Linked DNA regions of Homo sapiens: region 1 is linked to region 2. The links are chromatin loops, found by intact Hi-C in ENCODE. Cell type or tissue: psoas muscle. All regions are shown on one strand. Each heading gives the region's core, and the rest is flanking DNA. Links, peaks and the distances in the headings are about the cores only. Region 1 has its middle 220 kb from the start of KCNS3. Region 2 has its middle 170 kb from the start of KCNS3.

The links. Hi-C counts contacts between places; a loop is a spot of excess contacts. Peaks named below come from ENCODE experiments on the same cell type or tissue, not always from the same donor. Only the 100,000 strongest peaks of a DNase experiment are listed, where the experiment ranks them.
Region 1: it touches region 2 in a loop (2.3-fold over the local background); 2 of 110 quality-filtered maps call a loop at or near these places.

The regions. Positions count from the first base shown.
Region 1 is chr2:18,092,799-18,101,137 of GRCh38, forward strand. No RefSeq gene overlaps it. Among named protein-coding and RNA genes, the nearest start is that of KCNS3, 220 kb to the left of the region's middle. In psoas muscle, for the core only: no CTCF peak of the experiment used is centred there; no DNase peak of the experiment used is centred there.
Region 2 is chr2:18,043,098-18,051,436 of GRCh38, forward strand. No RefSeq gene overlaps it. Among named protein-coding and RNA genes, the nearest start is that of KCNS3, 170 kb to the left of the region's middle. RefSeq lists an enhancer at 4,348-5,547. In psoas muscle, for the core only: no CTCF peak of the experiment used is centred there; a DNase peak (open chromatin) is centred at 5,024; H3K4me3 peaks cover 649 bases; H3K27ac peaks cover 2,363 bases.

The sequences.
Region 1 (8,339 bases), core at 6-8,005, 50 kb after region 2:
CACTGACCTCAAAACCTTCTAAATCTTTCTCTCCCAAATTCCAAAATTCTGAATGCAGCTGCTCAGAGCCACATGACCTGCCCCCTGGCTACCTCTTCATTGTCATGTCCTGCTATTCTTTTTGTTCACATTTCCCAGCCGTACCCACCTCATTTGCTGTTTTGAGAATATGATGAGCATGCTTTGTACAAGCTGTTCTCTCTTGCCCCAGATAGCTTCATGGCTTAATCCATCACAGCATCTGAGTCTCTTCAAATGCCCTTTCATCAGAAAGACCCCCCTGTTATGAATTGAATTGGGCCCTCCCACTTCATATGTTGAAGCTCTAACCCCCAGCATTTTGGAATGTGACTGTATTTGGATATAGGGTCTTTAAAGCGGTGATGAAGTTAAAATGAAGCTGCTATATATATGTGTGTCAAAACATCACACCGTACAGCAAAAATATGTATAATTATTATGTGTCAATTAAAAACAAAATAAAACTTAACAAATGAGTTTATTAGTGTGGACCCTAATATGATCTGACTGTTGCCTTTAGAAGGAGGAGAAATTTGACACACACAGATGCCAGGGATGCAAGCACATTGAGAAAAGGCCACATGAGGACACCACGACAAGCTGGCAATCTGTAAGCCAAGGAGAGGCCTTAGAATAAACCTTTGATGTTGGACTTCCAGCCTCTTAAAAACTGTGAGAAAATAAATTTCTGTTGCTTAAACCACTCAGTCTGTGGTGTTTTGTGATGGCAGTCCTAGCAGACTAATATGTGCCCCTCGACCACTCAATCAATAGTATGCCTCTATTCCCCTAAGCCAACTTTATTTTCATTCATAGTACCTATAGTTTGACATTATATATTTTCCTTTTCATTTATTTTCTGTCTCACCTACTTACACATAAGCCCCATGAAGACAGGGACTTCACTATGTTTCCTGTTATAAAGCCCAAGACAGTGCCTGGCACATAGCAGGTGCTCAATAGATATTCATTAATAAATAAATGAATGGACTAGGTTGTTAAGATTTATTACCTCCCTGGTCTTTCTCCACCTGTCTATATTCTATCTCTATGAAGCCTTCTTTGACGCCTGTGCCCTTCCTGATTTTTCTGACACCCTCTACTCCCAGGTCTTCCCTGACAGCACCGACACTCAACTTACCCTCCTGGCCCCTGGTCACTCATCGCTTCTTTAATGCTCTGACATGCTGCTTTGTCTTCTGTTTACTATTTTTCTCCAGCAAAGGGAAGTTTCTCTGAAAAGGAGTTTTGTGTTTGGTTTTAAGTGCTATGCATCTCTACTTTTGGCTAATGCGTGTACTTTCAGCATTTCCCTAGCACCTGAATTGCATAGTTGGCCTGGTCTTTATTTTGCTGAGTGATCCTGAAGTAAGTGTCCTCAGACACATTCAACTAATATTTGTTCAGCCCAAGTAGACACAAAAAAGGTACAAAGAAAACACTAATCAATAACTTTGCCTTGCTCTGCTGAAAGCTTGCCATTTTGATGCTCTAAAGACTGTGTTCCATCTAATGGCTGAGAGGTGATGCCACAGTCAGAATTGGGTCCATCTGCAGGACTTGCCAGATTAAGACAATGTGGATGACTGGGTTATTACTTATAATAGAAGCTTGGGCAGGAACCAAGTATTTGTGCAAATTCTCAGACTAGCGTTCAAGGCCCTCCCGACACTGCTTTAATGTCTCATTTCCCACTCTCCCATGTGAAGCTTTTGTTTCACTCCCAACAGAATGCTTTGTTTCCTGGGCACACCCTTGACTTTCCTGCTTTCCAGTCTCTGATTTCTTTCTCCCTGGTTATGAGATAAGCAGCTGAGGAAAGATAGATATTACCTTTTCTTTGATTATAAATTGTACTTTCCCCACCCTTCATTTCCATTTATACAATACTACCTATCCTTCAAGTTCATTCTCAGCTAGCAGCGAAAAGTAGCTAACAGTTATTGAGTAGTTACCATGTGCCAGGAGCTATCTTTAGTTTTTGACATGGAATAACTCATTTGATGACTATAAACATGCTACACAATAGGAACTACAATTATCTTCATTTTATAGACAAGGGAACAGAAACAGAGATGCCATCTCCAATTCTACAGGAAACCTCTCCTGATCACTGCTATGTGATGTGATTGCTTCCGTCACTGAGCCTCAGTGGCACATGCTCTTTCCCTCATGTCATTTAGCTTATATGTTCTTTTAGAATAGTTCTGGGTATACTTGTCTGACTCATGCTGCTGGTCTATGCACTCCATAAAAGGGGAAACCATGTCTTAATATCTTTTTTTATTCATCAACTGCTTCTTGCTGAACATAAGCACATAAGAACTGTATCCTGCAAGATTGATTTCTTGGCACTGGAAGCCCTAGGTTGGTAAGAAAGTTTCCAGGACTCAGACCTTGATGCAAAGGAGTACAAAAGTAATTCCAAATAAGTTTTTTGGATGTGATTTCTGGAGGATGGGGGTTTTGGCATGCATTGGCCCAGTACAAGGGCTCTTAAGAACAGACCCAGCCAGCAGCTCAAGTGCTGTAAACTCCCAGAGACCAGAGATCAGGCCTTTGCCATTATTCCTCTTTGATGATGGGGGAGGTTTGGAATAGTTTTTAGAAATTCAGTGGACATGGAACTCATTCAGGAGAATTGGGCTCCTCCCATCTGCTGGGCACTAGGCTTGAGGTATAGATATGTCTTCGTATTATTTTATTTTGTCCCTCCAGTCTAAGTAGGCCAGGAATAATCTGAGTTCTATTCATCTTTTCAGATCAGTTTTCCTCTCTAGGAAGTTTCTTCTTTCCTCATCTCATCTTCTGATCTTATCCGACACTAGCATGTGTGCCATTCACAGGGCATGAAGTGCAGATGACCCTGTGTGACATTTCACTTTCCATGGGTGTGTACCCATGGAAATACATTAAAAGGGAAAACCATGTCCATACATTTTATCTCTTGAACACTGCTAAAAAGTCCCAAAGACCAGAGATGGAACCTTATACATCCTTCAAGTTCCATGTTTGGGTGCATAGCCTAGACAGATAGCTTTGTGGTGGGTCCACTAATCATTCCCCATATGCTTATCGGCATTAGAATAGGTACTATGGGATCAGATGATTGAACAGGTAATCAAGGAAGCCAGGGTTCACCACAAGCATATTGATGACAAAGAGAATTTCATGAAAGGCTTTTGGAGAGTCTAATATTATATATTAATGGACGCTATGAAAATCGTCCATAAATTATAGACAGAGGCTTTAGAAATGTTAATTAACTCACTCAAGTTGCCCAACTAAAAAATTGCAGAGCCAAGGTTTGAACTCGGGTCTTTTGAAACTGTCTTTGCTTTTCATACTTACTATACTTACATCTTAAAGGACTGTGGAACTAACAACCATTCCTAAACTCACTGACAGGGGTAGTTAAGTTGAACATTTCCAGAGCTCTGTACTCTAGTCTTTTTTTTTTTTTTTTTTTTGAGACAGTGTCTTGCTCTGTCGCCCAGGCTGGAGTGCAGTGGCACGATCTCGGCTCACTGCAAGCTCCGCCTCCCGGGTTCACGCCATTCTCCTGCCTCAGCCTCCTGAGCCGCTGGGACTACAGGGGCCGCCACCACGCCCGGCTATTTTTTTTTTTTTTTTTTTTTTTTTGTATTTTTAGTAGAGATGGGGTTTCACCGTGTTAGCCAGGATGGTCTCGATCTCCTGACCTCTTGATCTGCCTGCCTCAGCCTCCCAAAGTGCTGGGATTACAGGCGTGAGCCACCACGCCCGGCCCTGTCTGCTATTCTTAACAGCTCTTTCCACAGAATTTATTTGAGTCAAGTTTCCATTTTCTTCAGTCACTGGCTTTATCAATGTGCAAAGCCATTTAAAATTAATTAAATTGATTCTTATCTGCAAACTGGTGCTGGATAATGCTTTTGTAGTTGCCAAAGGAGCTTTCCCAAAGGCACGTTAATGATATATTAGTTTTCCACTGTCTTTTTCTTTTTGTTGGTTCCATATTCTAGGCCTTCCACTCCCCAGAATAATAAGTGTGGCTGTTATTATTACACGCAAGGTAGCAAAATGTTCCATCCTCCCAGAGAGATAGAATCCCCATTAGGCTATGGTAACAATGGTCCAGGCTTTGCCCTTTGTCTGAGAGCTTCTCTCAGATAATGACGGGAACTTGTTCTTGGATGTGCTGAAGTCATTGTCAGACATTATGGCTATTGAGACACTATCTTCCATAGTGGCTGATGGGAGCCTGGGTTATTGCCATTATGCTAAATGAAAAGGAAATGACAAATCCCGAAAAGTCCATGAACACAATTTTATTTTGTTCCAAAGTGCCTTTGTATCATTATGTGAAATAATGAACCCTATTGTATGCCTTAGCTTAAAACCTTTCTTTGTTGTAAGCATCCTCAGGGGCATTACAGAGCTGTTTTGGTGTTCCTGGACCATGCGTCACTTGTTTAATTTTTTCATCTATAAAATGACACTGGGGCCTTTATGACATGGGGGTAAAAAATATGATGAGAAGATATATCAAAGCATGGTGACTTGAAGACTTTCCTATTCATACCCAAAATACTAGCAAGCCCCAACTTTAAAAGCATTCCTTTGAGGCGTTCTGGAGACACAAACAGTGCAGCAGAGTGCAGCTGGAGATGTACTATATTAGCACAGAGAAGTCATACCTGACTCACATTACCTAGCAAAGGAGTGGAGAAAGAAAGAGAACTTGGGCTTCCCCGCTAGTTAACAGCTACTTCTTTATCATCATGGAGTTAAGCTCATTAAATGAGGGAGCTGTAGATTCCCACTCCAATGTGCTTCCTTATTCTACTAAATCACTGTTGGACTTTCTTGAACCCAACAGTGAAGTGAGCTTTTGCAGAAAAAAGCAGAGGTGGCTTGATGAATTCCTGTCTGAATTCAGAGAGAAGTCCTTCTGGAAGGGTCAGGAGCTGAGCCTAGAAACAGGCAGGCAGCTTCATCCCCACCATCAGCACTTCACTTCAGACAGTTGGCAATTGGCTTGGAATGACCCCCTGACTTTTTTTGTTGGCCTGGCCATGGGGCTGGTGTGCAGTGTAGCCTGGGTATTGGCATATAAAGTATTATTAATTCTAATTCTTCTGTCAGCAATCTGTGAGACTTCCTCAATCTATCCCCTATTGGACTAGGAAATATCCAAGGCCTCTTCCATCACTAAAATGTTGTGATATTTTGACAAGACTATTTTGTGACAGCATGAACGAACTGATCTTCAACATTTTATAACATCTCCTTATTGGTGAACACCATTAAGTTTCCCATCTGCAACATAAAAAATATCAGAGGAAATTCATAAGTTCCTACCCTTCAGTCCTCTCTCCCTCCCTTCTTAGCACCCTCTCCTCTTCCTTGTTTTGTTTTACAAATACTCTTTAGTTTTGATATACCTTTTTTTAGCTAACGCAAACTATAAAATGTAACTTTCTCAAACTTTATTTTTGTTTCTCCTCACTCTTTCTTTCTACTTCACAGAGCACTTGGAACCAGCTGTAAAGGGAGACCCTATAATATCTTTCCATCAAATTCGAAACCCATCTGCATTTGTTCCATCATTCCCACAGCATTCCTGTTACAACAGAAGTGTTTCTTCTACTTCCTAAGATCAATACCTGCACCGCTGTTCTGTAGCCCAAACCCTGACATTTCGGGAAAATCCACCCTTAGATTGTCTCCTATATATCCAGCTTTTCCTTCTTTAGTTGAACGTTTCAACATATCCTTGCTTTTCCCGTTGTAACACAAAACAATAGTCCTTAAGACAACCTTTCCCATGAGCCCACTTTGCCAGTCTGTGAGCACACAATCTCTCTTTTCTCATTCACAGACACTTCCTATAAATAATTACCTACACTCATTGCTCCCATTTTCTTATTCTCACCCTGCATGCCATGCCAATCTGCCTTCCACTCCCACCACTAACCTGAGCCTTCTTTTGCTAAGTTACCATGGACATCTGTACTCTTCGGAGGATAGGTGCCATTGGGAAGTTACTTTTACTAAATCCACATATTGACTTGGATTTTTATGCACCAATTTCTGCCTTTCTTTTACAGTGGAAGAGGTGATCTTGATTCTATTTAAGACCTCCTCACTCAAGCCCTGGGTTCCATCACCTCTTTGAATATATAACTCTTGGAATTATCTCCTCTTCACTGGACCATTTCCATTTGCATAACCTTCATGCATTAAAAATGAGCCCTCTTAAGCCTGAAAAACCTTAACCTTTTATATATCAAAACTACTCCAAAGAGTTCTCTATGCTCACTCTTCCCATTTTCTTTCTCCCTAGTATACTCTCAATTCTCTTCATTCATGCTTTTTATTCCTACCATTTCATTAAAATTGTACTTTTCAAGGTCATGAATGACCTGCGTCTTGCCAAAGCTAAAGCCAAGTGTGAATGCTACACTGTTCTCATTTTCCTCTAACTTAGCAGCAGTGGAGTGAACTGAACACTTGCTCTTTCTCCAGGCTTTTGTGATGACATATTTTCCTGGTTTTTCTTTACATCATTGGTCTTCCTTCTTGTCCTTTACTACTACCTCTTTATCTGACTCTTTCTCTCTGCATTAATTCTACTCTCATCCAGTCTCGTGAAAATAAACAATATCAATAAGATAAAAACAGTCAAATTTATATACACAAATGTGAGCTACAAGTCATACTCAGCTACACATTTGACTTAGATGTTTAACAAGATATCTTAAACTTAATAAGCGCAAAACTTATTTCTTGATCCACTCTCTCCCTCTTCTTCTGGTTATCCTCTGTCTTCATCAAAACAAATGATCCCACCATCTACTCAGTTGCTCCACCCTTATATCTACGAGTTATCCTTGATTCTTCTCTTTCCTTCTTATCCCACTGTATTACTTTGTTTTCTGTTGTTTATAGCAGAATACCTGAAACTGGGAAATTTATAAAGAAAAGGAATTTATTTCTACAGTTACAGAGGCTGAAAAGTTCAAGGTTGAGGAGTTGCATTTGGTGAGAGCCTCCTTGCTAGTAGGGGCTCTACCGAGTACTGAGGCAGTGCAGGGTATCACATGGTGAGGGGCTGAACGTGCTCACATGCTAGCTCAAGTCTCTCTTCTTTTTCTTATAAAGCAAACAGTTCCACTGTCATGATAACCCATTAATCCATTAACCATGAATAAATAAATTTATTCATCAGAGCCCTCACAATCCAGTCACTTCTTAAAAGCCCCACCTCTCAATAATGCCAGGTTGGGGATTAAGTTTCAATATGAGTTTCGGAGGGGACCTTCAAATCATAGGACCCAAGTTCAATCCATTAGTATTTAATTAGATATGTATTTCAAATTTGATAATTTCTTACCATTTCCATTGTTACAGCTTCTTTCCAAAAGCACAAAAGTCCCCAACTAGACTACTATACGAGCATCCTGATGCTGTTTCTGCTTCTGCTCTTGCCCTATATTATACATTCTTCATATATCATCTGGTGATCTTTTTAAATATAATTTTTAACATTATTTTTCTGCTTAAACTATTACAAAAGTTTCACTTTGCAGTGTAAATAAAATGTAAATTCCTTAATTTTGCCTCTCACAGTTTATTTGCATTTTATTCACAGGAACAGGTGATCTTTGTCTGCCCTTGGGTGCAAACTCCACAAATCCCATGGTTTTCTCCTGACTTGTGGTGGAAGTCACTGCAGTCACGCTCAGTCTTCATTCAGACATTGGATTGCCCAGGCCTATGTAATTATGAAAATTTAACATGACTTGATGTTCACTCTTCTCCCTTCTCCTACCTAGGACTTGCTTCAAGTCTGCAACCTGCATCAAGGAAGTGGCATTCGGTTCTTCTCAATTTCTCTACTTCATGCTTCCTTTCTCTCCTCCCTCCAATCTTAGGCAGCTTCTGACCCTTCTTCAGGGTGGTATTAGGGAGGGAGGGAGGAATGGTAAGGCAAAAGGAAAGCCTCTGAGATTGTCGGTTTCAAGATGTTTCTGTATCAGAAGATAAAGATTTTACAGGAAATTGTCATGGAGTGTTTGCAGGCCCCTTTACTGAGCACCTCTTTCCAGGTGATTCTTTGTCTTAGCAGGTGCATCTCTCTTGCAGGAGGTCATATGTGCCTTCCTCAGCCTTCGGGAATGTCAACATCCCTTCTAGCTTCTTGCTGCTGGAGCCTCTTCACCCCTCTGGTAGCCTTGTTGGGTAGAACCTAAGATGGCTCCACTCAGCTCTTTCTGTCCCATGTGGCCCACATTTAGTCCATGAGAAACATTTATGTCCTCTAGGAAGGAAAG
Region 2 (8,339 bases), core at 55-8,054:
TGGCCTATGAATTTATATCTTATTCACTACCCTTTCAGGGTGCGGAGCTCAGTGCTTGGCATATTCTTGCTGTTCGGTAGTAGGCAGCCACTAAGTTGTTGAATTGAACTCTTCTGTGTGCTTGAGTTGGAATATTCTGAGGCTAAGATCCCCTCAGTCCTTAGAGGTCAGCCCTTTGTATCACAGGCGGAGTTCAGCAAGAAACAAGTGTTTAAAATTCATTTTCTCATAAGTTAGAACTTCTGACCAAGACTTCATTTTAGAAACGTATCACAGAAATGCTGAGAATTAAAGCATTTCTTTGCATCTATAGAAGATGGTGACTCAGTTGTTACACTACCTTTTGTTGTTGTGGCCCCAGGATCTCAGACAATGCATTCTTACCTCAGATGGGGACATAGGAATGGTTTTGGCAATTTCTGTCATCTGCCTGGAAAATGGGTATTTTTGGTTATTTTCCTATGAAGGAAAGAATTCACCACTTCCCCCACTATAAGATATTTAGATTTGAGTTTAATTTTTCTATAATTATAAATCACATTCCTGGATTTTGTTGATAAAGTTTTATTTAATGTATCCAAGTCTGGTGACTAACATGGCAAAGTAATATAGCAAATATTTGAAGTCAGAAGGCTGACTCTAGGCTTTGAGCAAGTCAATTACCCTCTCCAAGGGTCAGTTTCACTGGTAGAATTGGGATAGTGATGCACCCACCTTACAGGATTGTCAGATGAATTACGTGAGGTGGTTGGGAATGGACTTTTTGGTCTGCCAGGTGGGCTGTAGAGGAATTCTCGCTCTGGAGATGAGGAGGTTAGGGGCCTGGGATGGACAATTGAAAAGGTCCTTCCCAGCACTGCTATTTGTAGATTTATCATTTGTCTCCCACATTTTCTCTTTGGTTGGACTAAGATTAAATTTCATGTGTTTGTTGCATATGTGCATATATCTGTCATCCTGTCTAAGACTCAACCTTTTTTGGCACCATGGGTCTGTTTGGTACTCTGGTGAAGGTGATCAGTCCTTTCACAGAATACTGTTTTTAAATACATAAATACATAAAATAAAACATTAGGCTGAACAAGAATAATTATATTGAAATATAGTTCTATATATAGATCTACTGGGGACTCATGGACTACAGTTAAAAATGTTGGGTGTCTCTGCCAGGCGTGGTGGCTCATGCCTGTAATCCCAGCACTTTGGGAGGCCAAGGTGGGAGGATCACGAAGTCAAGAGATTGAGACCATCCTGGCCAACGTGGTGAAACCGTATCTCTAGTGAAAATACAAAAATCAGCTGGGTGTGGTGGTGCATGCCTGTAGTCCCAGCTACTTGGGAGGCTGAGGCAGGAGAATCGCTTGAACCTGGGAGGCGGAGGTTGCAGTGAGCTGAGATTGCGCTACTGCACTCCAGCCTGGTGACAGAGTGAGACTCTGTCTCAAAAAAAAAAAAAAAAAAAAAAAAAGTTGGGTGTCTCAAAAATTTAAAATCCAGAATGGAACTTAAGAGTCACAAATTTCTTCATTCTCACTTTACAGATGAAAGAAGATGTGATTCCCAAAGACAGTTCCCTCAACTTGGTTCAGAATCAAATAGGGAGTTTTATTCGGTGGGTATGCACAAGAACACGATAGTTCCATTGACAATCTTTCCAGCCACAAATTTTTGGAATTATTTGTGCCTTGGCTCTTGTTTCTAGCTCAAGACACTGTAGACTTGCTGGATTGAATGCTATTTGGAGAGATTTACCAGTTGATCATTTCAACCCAAAACGGAGATCACAAATGGAGACTTCCTAAATATTCAGTACACCCCTCCAAAGTGCACTCGCTCCATCAAGGTTATCCTAGTATTAATTATTCATAGGCAGAGCACTGACAAATTCTAATTGCAAATAAGTGCAATTGCTGTTGATTGCATAATTTATGATTCCATTTGTTAAACTAAGACAATGGGAGTTGATGAAAGGCATTAAGTGGCCCCAAATTAAAGGTAAATTGGGTTCAAAGGCTTGTCTTTCTGTGAATGTAGCTTGAAGTTGTCTGCTTTCCTGAGACCCTCTCACACACTGGTGATTTATGTACCAGGTAAGCTGTGTTACATCAAATCTTGTGTCTGGCTGGAGATGCTTCAGTCTGGGCTTCCTGGAGATCTGCACTGCAGCCTGTGGTGAGATGGCCTCTTGCCTCAGTGAGGCTCTGCCATCTTTCTCTGAAGCTCAGGGCCTGGCCTCTGTGGCTTGGCTTCAAGACAGCCTGATTGCATAACTTTGTCTGCATTGCTCTGACACTTTGCTGAGGGGACTTTGGACAAGATGGCAAAATTGGCACTGGAGTTCATTGGAAATGATTTCCTTGAAAATGAGGCAAATGCTTTTCTTTCCATGTGACAGACACTCCCACGGATCAGCATCTCACAGAGGTTAAGTGCAATCTCTGCAATTGCTCACTGCTCTTCCTAAGAATAATACAAGACAAAGACTGTACTGAAGATGGAATCTTTTGCATAGTAAATCTCAAGATAAGTCTGTTAAATAAAAGGTGGTTTGAAAGGAGATTATTTATGGGGTGTGCAAGGAGGAATTTGATATTCAAGTTGTACATTGTGAGAATTCATTGCAAGAGGTCTGACTTCCCTTTCTTTGAATATATAGAGCTGGTATTAAGAAACATTTGGACTTTGAATCTTACAGATTTGTTCTCTAAAGATTAAATTTCATATATGCACAAAAGAAGAGCCCCAAAACAATGGACTTTGATATAACTGCATTTATACCATGTACTGTGATTAATTAATGAGGAAGTGATGGGCTCATTAACTTCTGATTATGTGTCTTGTGCTGCAGTGGGACAAACCATTGACCCAGACTGGTGACCGTCTTGATAACATCAGTAAGATGGCCTTTGCCATTAAAATTCTGGAACTAATGAGTACAGAAAAATGGAAGTTTACTCTGCTTAACAAATAAAACGTTGTTTATTGGTTCACTGGAGTCAAAGGGATCAGTAGATAAGTCCTATTCTTGTATGAAAATGGTGAAAAGTTGAAGTTGGGCAGAGCCTAAGATGCAGTGAGTACAACATAGAAGGGAAGGCTGGAGAATTATGCAAAATTTGGAGGGTTATGGATGACATGCTTGGACTTGATCCTGTAGTTAATAGTTATTCATATGGTACTTTTAGGCAGGAAAATTATAGCATTAAATTTCTGTTTCAGAAATATCCCTCTGGATGCTTATGCAGAGAATTGATCGGAGAGAGCGAGCTTGGAGGCAGAAAAGCCATTCGGGAGTTGAGGCCACAGTCTAGGAGAGAGATAATGCTATCCAGCCCGTGGAAGTGGCAGTGGGTATGGGGGATGGAGAGGAAGAGACAGATGGAGAGGCATTTTCAGTGTCAAATTGACAGAATGGGTTGGACTGGCATGCCATGGCCATGTCTTAGAAACTTTAAATAACGTTTGTGGGAAAAATAAACCAGAGCTTGTCCCTTATACAGAGGCCAGGGCTGGAATCCCAGAGGAGATAGAATATGGCTCAAGGGACAGCTACCAATGGAGTGGGAAGTCCTGATATTCTGAGGCTGGGTTGTAGCCCTCTGTCACCACAAAGGAGACCAAGAAGGGGAAGTGATTCACTCAAGGTCACTTGGCAAGTTAATTACACTCTTGGCTAAGCCTTCTGAGCAGAATGGGAGCTGCTTCCAAGAAGTGCAGATGCTCAGTGGTCTGGTGGCTGCCTCTTCTGGATTCCTGGTTTGAGCTCTCACAAGAGCTCTCCTTGCCCTCCCTGGACTGGGCCCTTATCCTGGGCTCACTGCTCTATCTTTCAAACAACTCTGCCTTTTACCTGCAGTTTTGGGGTGGCCCAGGCGATGGGGTGGAGCTGAGGAGGTAATCCTGCCTGGGAGTGAATGCCACTGTGTGTGTGCACGTCCATGTGTCTCTGGAATGCTGACAGCACTGGGTTGTCTCTTGCCTGAGCATCACTTGACCATCCTGCTTTAAACCGGAGGAGAAATTCTATCAAATGCAAGCCCACTCAGAGCTTGTTTCCTTCTTTATCCTAAATAATTTCAAAGTGCTTCAAGCAGTTTTATAAAAGCAAAAAGCAAGCAGCTGATTTCATTTGGCGACACAGAGGGCTAAATTAGGTCATATTATGTTAGGTCATTCCCAGGGCTAATTAACTGATTGTCCTCATGGTGGCCCAAGGAGTCAGCTGTGCTTGCAGCTGTGCCTAACATAGACCTACTCTGTTAACGCATTCTGGTTTTGCTTTCTGAGGTTTCAGTTACCCATGGTCAATGGCAGTCTGAAAATTTTAAGTGGAAAATTCCAGAAATAAACGATTCATAAGTTTTAAATTGTCTGCCATTGTGAATAGCATGATGAAATCTCATGTAATCCTGCTCTGTCTTGCCGGGGACATGAATCCTCTCTTTGTCCAGTGTCTCCATGCTCTCTACCCTCCCCACCTGTCACTTTGTAGCCCTCTAGGTTGTCAGATCAGCTGTCACAGTATGGCAATGCTTGTGTTCAAGTTACCTTTATTTTATTTAATAATGGCCCAAGGTGCAAAAGCAGTGATGCTGGCAATTTGAATATGCCAAAGAGAAGCCATAAAGTGCTTTCTTTAAGTGAAAGGTGAAAGTTCTCAACTTAATAAAGAAACAAAATCATATGCTGAGGTTGTGAAGAACTGCAGTGAGAACAAATCTATTTGAGAAATTGTGAAGATGGAAAAAGAAATTTGTACATAGTATATATAGGATCTCATACTCTATGTGGTTTCAGATATCCACCGGGGGTCTTGACACATATCCCCCATGAATAAGGGGGGACTACTGTACTCACAGTCTAATGATTTGTTCACAGGGGATTTACATCATTTGATCATCTCAAAAGCCTTGTGTGACAGGTGAGATTATGAACTGTTTCATAACGGAGGAAACTATGGCTCAAGATTAAGTCATGTGCCTCAGGGCACATTCCAGCCACTCCCTGCCCCCAGACTGCCAGGCCTCTCTGAGACTATTAAATCCTCCCTTGGCACTCCACCAACCTATCTCTCTGTGAACTGAGCATTCGATGCTGCTAACATGCCCTCCTCAAAACATTCCACCCCTGTGACTTTCATGACACTGTACCACCCCCTCTGTGCAGTTCAAGGGGGACACTGGATAAGATGATTTTCTCAAAAAGTCCTCAGAACGTCTTCACCTTCTCTGGCTTCATTATCTTGGTGTAGGACGCTACCACCGCCACCACCGCCTTCCCGTTCTCTTCTTCCTCATCCAACATTTCTGGAAACTGGACCAGTGCTCCTTCCAAGTCCTTCTGTATCCGGGCTTATCACTGTAATGGATTAGTCAGGGTGAATAGGGGTTTGGTGCTGGGGTTCTCAACACCGAAAGTAATTCTGGCTACACTGGAATGCATTTTTTTATTAGTCAGTACACAAATGTATACATAGTCCATTTGTTTCCCAAATTAAAATATTTCACAGTGTTTAGAAACAGAAAGTGAACATCAGAATTCTGTGAGGGTATATTTATGGAAGGATGGATTTTTGCAAGAAACATTTGATATGCTGTACTATATTACCTGCTTTAGCTGCCATAACCAAGAACCACAGACTGGGTGGCTTAACAAACAGAAATGTATTTCCTTATAGTTCTGGAGGCTTGAAATCCAAGCTCACGGTGCTGGTGAGTTGGCTTCTCCTGGGCCACTCTCCTTGGCTTTGGATGTCCCCAGCCTTCCCCTGTGTCTTCATATGCTCTTCCCTCTGTGTGTGTCTGTGTCCTAGCCTCCTCTTCTGATGAGGGCACGAGAACCCAACCTGATGTTTTCATTTTAACTTAATTACCTTCTTAAAGACCTTAAACAACTCTGCTTTTTACCTGCAGTTTTGGGGTGGCCCAGACGATGGGGTATGCAGGTATGTTTTAAAGACCTTATCTCCACATAGTCACATTCTGAAGTATTGGGGGTTAGGATTTTAATAAGTGGAATTTGGGGGACACAGTTCAGCTCACAACATATATAGTGTATCTTTTCCAGATAAAAGCAAACACTGTAAAAATATAAATATAGATTAAAAGATACAAGCACAATATTTTTCTGGATTTGCTCTTCTGGGTACTATAGATTGCTTAGCATAACAATCATTTTTATACATTTTTCTTTCAAAAGTTATTATTCTCAAACAGCGGGGAAGGGGTGGAACCTGGAAAAGGTGTTGATTAGGTGGGATGATGGGTCTCACCTGACACATGAAGCCAGGGCTGATGGGCTGATGTGGTGGGTGCTGTATCCAATGGCCTCCTAGAAGAACAGGTGTGCCTGCTGCAGCAGCCTGGCCTCAGGTGGGGCTCTTCTCAGTGTCCCACTGGTTCTGGGCCCTGGGCACATGGGCCTGCAGAGATTAAATGGGGACTGCTGGAGCTCACGTTTCCCGTTGGCTGGGTCCTGTGCTTGGCTGTAGGAGACTCAGGCAGGAATCCACTTGATCCTGACCCTCGGGGCTCACAATACAATGGTAGAGACTTATCTGTCTGAGAAGATAAGAAGTGAGAAGTGAGAAATGAGTTCAAGACCATGCTGTGGGAGCTCGATGAAGGTAGGAGCCAGTTTTACTAGAGGCTGACCCCCTTGCCTGCTCTGACACACAAGCTAGGAAAGCTATGAAAGTTCAGAGGTCACTCCCTCTGAACAAGGCACTGACTCTACCCTTACTGAATTTTACTAATCACCTGTGATTAATGTGGACATCTTTCTGTTTCATAAATAAGAAAGCTGAAGCTGAGAGGATTTTAAATTTTCTTATGTCACACACCTGGATAGTGGCAGGTCATCTACTCAAAAGGTGTTTCTGTTTAAAAAAAAAAAAATTCCACTTGTATTTAACTGTGAGAGGTGTTCATAAACCATAGCTTTGCACACAAGTGTAGACCCACAATCCAGATACAAAGAGAGGATGTGTGATAGGAACACCGGAAGAATCATTCTGTCTCTGCTCCAGTCAGAGACCCAGAAGCGCTGGGTGTTTCAGCTCTCTCCAGCCAGTGGTGGTGACTCCTCAGGTAAACTGGAAAGTCCTGAATTCCATAGGTGGCTCAGACAATCTGCTTACTTGAGTGAGAGTGAGGCACAGTGGCCATTTGCCGAGGCGTGCCACCCTCACTCCAGGAAGGGGCAACTTTTCCTTGTGTCAGCTGCTTCCTGGGTATCTGGATATGAAAGAACCACAGGATCCTCGGATCTCAGGTAGGGGCGCTGCCTCTTTAGTTTCTATTAGAGGTCATTGCGATGAAAAGGCCAAGAGCTTTGAAGTCAGATGGATCTTTTTCCGTGTTCTAGTTCGACTATTTTCTAGCTGTGTGAGCTTGGTCAGGTTCCTCATCTTCTTTGACTCTGTTTTCTGATGTGGAAAATGTGGCTCTTAGAAAGATTTTAAAGTAACACATAAAAATCCCAATAACATTATAATGACTACTATTCGTGTTATTATCTGAGAGATGGAGGGAGTCACTTATCTCAAACCCTCAATTTTCACATGCAGAAATTAAGGCTCATAGAAATTGTGTGCCTTCTCTATTTTTTTTTTTTTTTGAGACTTTTGCTCTGTCGCCCAGGCTGGAGTGCAGTGGTGCAATCTCTGCTCACTGCAACCTCCACCTCCTGGGTTCAAGTGATTCTCCTGCCTCAGCCTCCTGAGTAGCTGGGACTACAAGCATGCACCACCACGCCCAGCTTTTTTTTTTTTATTTTTAGTAGAGACGGGATTTCACCATGTTGGCCAGGATGGTCTTGATATCTTGACATAGTGGTCTGCCTGCCTTGGCCTCCCAAAGTACTGGGATTATGGACATGAGCCACCACGCCTTGTCAATTGTGTGCATTTTTTAAAGTCACGGGTAAGACTCAGAAGGGCTGGGACTTAGGAAAACAAAGTGTTTTTATGTTTCTTTTTGTAAAATCTTGCAATCATGTACTGGGATCTCAAACTTCTACCATGGCCCTTGCTAAGAATGTCTTTTTTCCAGCACATCTGGCCCCCTTTGGTCTTCTCCTCTCTGGGCCCCACCGATCTCCCTGCTCTATTTTCTCACCACCTTCTCCATCTCTCATGCCCACCCCATTGCTTGGTCCAGGGAGGTTCCTCTAAATTTTTAAGGATGGTGGAGGCAGAGAGTCATGTTCCTTATCACAATGTTTCTGCCACATTTTGCCTTGCCTGAAGGCCTCTTAGGCTTTTGGAAAGCAAAGTCGAGTCCTTTTCTGGTGGCCCTGTTACATCCCTTCTAGATGTAACTGAGTATCAAGTGGAGGAG